Linked DNA regions of Homo sapiens: region 1 is linked to region 2. A link is a loop called in an ENCODE intact Hi-C map of the cell type or tissue named here. Cell type or tissue: transverse colon. All regions are shown on one strand. Links, peaks and the distances in the headings refer to the core of each region. The heading gives the core; the rest is flanking DNA. Region 1 has its middle 24 kb from the start of PCAT7. Region 2 has its middle 6.6 kb from the start of FBP2.

Region 1 (2,919 bases), core at 165-2,664, 70 kb before region 2:
ATTATTTTATATTTACAAACTTTTTTATTGTTTTTCAGTGCTTTGCATAGATCTGAGTTTCTATCATTTTCTTCTGCTTCAAAAATTTTTAAAACATCTACTGTATAGATCTGCTGATGACAAATTTAATTTAGCTTGTCTGAAAATGTGTTTATTTTTTCATTGAATTCTAGATTTGCAGATTTAACTCCATATTTGCCACCTTGAAGACATCATTCTATTGCCCTTATGGCATTCACAGTTTCAGAAAAACTATATATAGTCATTTTTTTTTTTTTTTTTTTTTTTTTTTTTTTTTTTTTTTGAGACGGAGTCTCGCTCTGTCGCCCAGGCTGGAGTGCAGTGGTGGGATCTCGGCTCACTGCAAGCTCCGCCTCCCAGGTTCACGCCATTCTCCTGCCTCAGCCTCCCAAGTAGCTGGGACTACAGGCGCCCGCCACTACGCCCGGCTAATTTTTTGTATTTTTAGTAGAGACGGGGTTTCACCGTTTTAGCCGGGATGGTCTTGATCTCCTGACCTCGTGATCCGCCCGCCTCGGCCTCCCAAAGTGCTGGGATTACAGGCGTGAGCCACCGCGCCCGGCCAATATATATAGTCATTCTTAACTTCTCTGTAAAGGTAGCAAGTATTCCTTGCCTTCCTTTTTATTTCTTTTAATTTTCTTATCTGGTTTTCAGTTACTTAACCATGATATGACATGGTGTGATTATCTTTGAAGGAATAACTTTACAATTTTTAAATTAAAATTATATATCTGTATATTCAAAGTACTAAATATTAAGCTGCTTGATATTACAGCAAACTATTCTAGAGCTCTTTTTATTTTTTAACCTTTATACTTTTCTCTGTGATTTGTTTTGTTTAGTTCAACATTGCTATGTCTTCAAGTTCACTGATCATTTTTACAGGTTTCCAGTATGACTATAATAATTTATATATTATTTAAAAATATTAGCTATTGCTACTCACAATTGCAAACACATGGTATCAACTCTAGTGCCCCTCAATGATAGACTGGATAAAGAAAATGTGGTACATATACACCATGGAATACTATGCAGCCATAAAAAGGAAAGAGATCATGTCCTTTGCAGGGACATGGATGGAGCTGGAAGCCATTATCCTCAACAAACTAATGCAGGAACGGAAAACCAAACACCATGTTTTTTTTTTTTTTTTTTTTTTTTTTTGAGACGGAGTCTCGCTCTGTCGCCCAGGTCGGACTGCGGACTGCAGTGGCGCAATCTCGGCTCACTGCAAGCTCCGCTTCCCGGGTTCACGCCATTCTCCTGCCTCAGCCTCCCGAGTAGCTGGGACTACAGGCGCCCGCCACCGCGCCCGGCTAATTTTTTGTATTTTTAGTAGAGACGGGGTTTCACCTTGTTAGCCAGGATGGTCTCGATCTCCTGACCTCATGATCCACCCGCCTCGGCCTCCCAAAGTGCTGGGATTACAGGCGTGAGCCACCGCGCCCGGCCAAACACCATGTTTTTGCTTATGAGTGGGAGCTAAATAATGAGAACACATGGACACAGGGAGCAGAACAACACACACTGGGGCCTGTTGGGTGATGGAGTAGGTCTGGGAAGAGCATTAGGAAAAATAGCTAATGCATGCTGGGCTTAATACCTAGGTGATGGGTTGATAGGGGCAGCAAACCATCATGGCACACGTTCAACTATGTAACAAACCTGCACATCTTGCACATGTACCCGGACTTAAACTTAATAAAAAAAGAAAAGAAAATGAAAGGTGGGTGGGGGCATGAAATAAAGAATTCGAGCAGTCTTTACAAACTGTAAAATGCAAGGAAATGGATTCCTACTTAAAGCCTCAAGAAAAGAAGGAATACTTAGTCATTTCTTCCTGCAATTTTAAGCTAATACATAGCACCATTTTCCTATTACAGAAAATATTTTCTTTATACAGTTATCCTTCAGTTTACATGGGGAATTGATTCCAAGTTTAAGCACTACAAACCACTGCTAGAGGAAATAAAAGGGGACACAAACAAATGGAAAACATTCCATGCTCATGGATAGGAAGAATCAACATCGTGAAAATGGCCATACTGCTCAAAGTAATTTATAGATTAAATGCTATTCCTATAAAGCTACCATTGACTTTCTTCACAGAATTAGAAAAAAAACTACTTTAAATTTCATATGGAACCAAAAAAGAGCCTCTATAGCCAAGACAATCCTAAGCAAAAAGAACAAAGCTGAAGGCATCATGCTGTGTGACTTCACACTACACTACAAAGCTACAGTAACCAAAACAGCACAGTACTGGTAGCAAAACAGATACATAGACCAATGGAACAGAACAGAGGCCTCAGAAATAACACCACACATGTACAACCATCTGATCTTTGACAAACCTGACAAAAACAAGCAATAGGGAAAGGAGTCCCTATTTAATAAATAGTGTTGGAAAGACTGGCTAGCCGTATGTAGAAAACTGAAACTGGACCCCATCCTTACACCTTCTGTACAGCAAAAGAAACTATTATCAGAGTGAACAGGCAACCTACTGAAAGGGAGAAAATTTTTGCAATCTATCCATCTGACAAAGGGCTAATATCCAGAATCTACAAGGAACTTAAACAAATTTACAAGGAAAAAAACATCAAAAAGTACGCAAAGGATATGAACAGACACTTCTCACAAGAAGGCATTTATGTGGCCAAAAACATGAAAAAAAGCTCATCATCGCTGGTCATTAGAGAAATGCACATCAAAACCACAATGAGATACCATCTCATGCCAGTTAGAATGGCGATCATTGAAAAGTCAGGAAACAACAGATGCTGGAGATGATGTGGAGAAACAGGAACGCTTTTACACTGTTGGTGGGAGTATAAATTAGTTCAACCATTGTGGAAGACAGTGTGGTGATTCCTCAAGGATTTAGAACCA
Region 2 (2,919 bases), core at 231-2,730:
TTCTGTACCCATTAAACAAGAACTCCCCATTCCCCCTCCCAACACCTAGTCCCTGGCACCCGCCATTCTGCTGTCTCTATGAATTTGGCTACACTGGGTCCCTCATAGACCATACAGTATCTGTCCTGCTGCGACTGGCTTATTTCACTCAGCACAATGTCCTCACCATCCCCGCATGCTGTGGCATGGGTCAGAGTTCCCTCCTCTCTGAGGCTCAACAGCATTCCCTGGTATGGACACGCCACAGTCTGTTCACCCATTCATCCTCTATGGCCGCTTGGGTTGCCTCCACCTCTGGGCTAGTGTGAGTAATGCTGCCATGAGCACAGCGTGCAAACATCTGTTCAAGGCCCTGCTTTTGATTCTCTCGGGGATGTGCCCAGAGGTGGACCTGCAGGATCATATGGTAATTGTCTGTCTAATTTCTGGAGGAACTGCTGCACCATTTTCCACAGCGGCTGCACCATTTCACACTCCCCAGCAGTGAGCAAGAGTCCCAGGGTCTCCACCTTATTGCCAGCACTTGTTATTTTCTGTTTGTTTGTTTTTACAGTAACCATCCCAATGGGTGTGAGGTGGTATCTCACTGTGGCTTAGAGTAGTTGCATCTTCCTAATGATTAGTGATGTTGAGCAGGTGCTTATTAGCCACTCCTGTAATTATTTTTATTATGCTTTTTGTTTGTTTTGTTTTTTGAGACAGAGTCTCGCTGTGTTGCCCAGACTGGAGTGCCGTGGCACGATCTCGGCTCACTGCAACCTCCATCTTCCAGGTTCAAGTGATTCTCCCATCTCAGCTCACGAGTAGCTGGGACTACAGGCACGCACCACCATGCCTGGCTACCTTTTGTATTTTTAGTAGAGATGGGGTTTCATGATATTGGGCAGGCTGGTCTCAAACTCCTGACCTCAGGTGATAAGCCTGTCTTGGCCTCCCAAAGTGCTGGGATTATAGGCGTGAGCCACTGCGCTCGGCTTATTATGTTTTATTAACATATCTGTTCACAACAGATTGGAAGTGAAACAAACAAGCCAGTGTTATGAGCAGATCTCTGGAGAGGCGCCGGTTGTCCGGCACTGTGGGTGTCAAGGATGAGCAGAAGCCTGGATAATTTGGGGATCAGGAGGGAGGGGGATTGGCCAGTGCCATGTATAAGTCAGCTCCCCCCGTAAAGGGATCCAAGGGAGGGCCTGCTATTTCTGCCACCCTCCAGCCCAGGCTGGCACCTGTGCAGCTGTCATGCCCCTTTCAGCTACATTTAAATGTTGGAAGTTCGAGTTACCTACATGATCTGAAATTGCAGCTGGTGACCTTTCAGCAAATGCCAAAGTTCTTTCAGGGCACACAACAGCGTGGACACACGGGGCATCTGGAAGGCCCAGAGGAAGGGGGGGGCAGCGTCCAGCTCACGCTTTTTTCAGCGCCACTGATGCATTGGTGATCACAGAGCTATTTATGGGCTTGCTGTGCTTGGTGAAAGGCCCTCACAGGCCTGGGCGGAAGTAGTAAGGACAAACAGAGTCTCTGAACAGTAAGGCAGTCTTAGGGCAGTTCATAGGGCGGGGCCCCCACCTGAAGTCTAGGATCTGGACTGTGACTCTACAGTACTAGCTGAGAGCATATTCTCTGTTAGCAAAACTCTGTTAGAATGCCTTCCATGCCCCGTCTCCAGTGATCTCAACAAACGCTCTTTCATGAAACCTCAGCATTTCTGCTTCCAGCACGGCAGACCCTTTAGGGTATCTGCTCAGCCCACGATCCCCATCTAAGAGAGAGGCGTGCCCTGCCCATAAAAAGAAAACCCAAGGCCACGTTTGTCTTATATGACCCGGGTCTATGGCTGCAGCTAACTGGACACAAGCTAAGACGTCAGGTTTTTTTCTCCGGGGAACTTGGTGTGAGACATGGAGACACAGTGGATTGGCTGACAATGCCAGGACGGACTAAGGGTGTGTCCTCGGGGTTAGGAAAGCAGTGGGTGCTAGGTTTCATGAGAGTCCCCTGAAGCTTTCCAACAAATTGCCTTTCTGCTTTAGCAGAATAAATGGGTTTCTGTTACCTACGATGAAAATGGCCTTGACTACAATAGATATTACAATTAACATTTTGCAAATGAAGAAAGGGAGACTCAGAGAGGTTAAAAATATTGCCAAGCTTGGTCTAGTTTAGTCAGGATAGCGTATGTTATCGTGCAGCAACAAATAAACCTGAAATCCCCACGGCTTAGCACAGCAAAGGTTTGTCTCTCCTTCTGGTCCCAGGCTGACATCGACATGGCGGTGGCTTAGGCCTCCAGGCTCCTGCCATGTCATGAACCTGTACAAAAATGCATGGCTTCAGAGGAGGACCCATCCTAATGTAGGTAATCTAGGCTCATCTCATCTTAATCCTTACTTTAATTAGATCTGCAAAGACCCTCATTCTTTTTTCTTTTTTTTTTTTTTTTTTTGAGACGAGTCTCGCTCTGTCGCCCAGGCTGCAGTGCAGTGGTGTGATCTCGGCTCACTGCAAGCTCTGCCTCCCGGGTTCATGCCATTCTCCTGCCTCAGCCTCCTGAGTAGCTGGGACTACAGGCGCCCGCCACCACGCCCAACTATTTTTTGTATTTTTAGTAGAGACGGGGTTTCACTGTGTTAGCCAGGATGGTCTTGATCTCCTGACCTTGTGATCCGCCCGCCCGCCTTGGCCTCCCAAAGTGCTGGGATTACAGGTGTGAGCCACTGCACCCTGATATATATATGGAAAAGGCTCCCAGACCATATTTCTCTCCCTTCATGCTTTGAGAACCAGATGCCAGCTGAGTTACAAGAAGTTTAAAACTCAAGAGGTGCTTTGTGCGTCAGGGGACTTTCCCAGAGGGCAGCCCCAGCTGGAGTGGAGAAATATTGGCTTTGGGTCTGTCTGGTCAGTGGGCAGAAG

What was found. A loop is a pair of places that touch in the nucleus more often than their neighbours do. Peaks named below come from ENCODE experiments on the same cell type or tissue, not always from the same donor. Only the 100,000 strongest peaks of a DNase experiment are listed, where the experiment ranks them.
Region 1: it touches region 2 in a loop (24-fold over the local background); 2 of 110 quality-filtered maps call a loop at or near these places.

Annotation. Positions count from the first base shown.
Region 1 is chr9:94,529,473-94,532,391 of GRCh38, forward strand. No RefSeq gene overlaps it. Among named protein-coding and RNA genes, the nearest start is that of PCAT7, 24 kb to the right of the region's middle. In transverse colon, for the core only: no CTCF peak of the experiment used is centred there; no DNase peak of the experiment used is centred there; H3K27me3 peaks cover 388 bases.
Region 2 is chr9:94,599,010-94,601,928 of GRCh38, forward strand. No RefSeq gene overlaps it. Among named protein-coding and RNA genes, the nearest start is that of FBP2, 6.6 kb to the left of the region's middle. In transverse colon, for the core only: no CTCF peak of the experiment used is centred there; a DNase peak (open chromatin) is centred at 1,532; H3K27ac peaks cover 1,358 bases.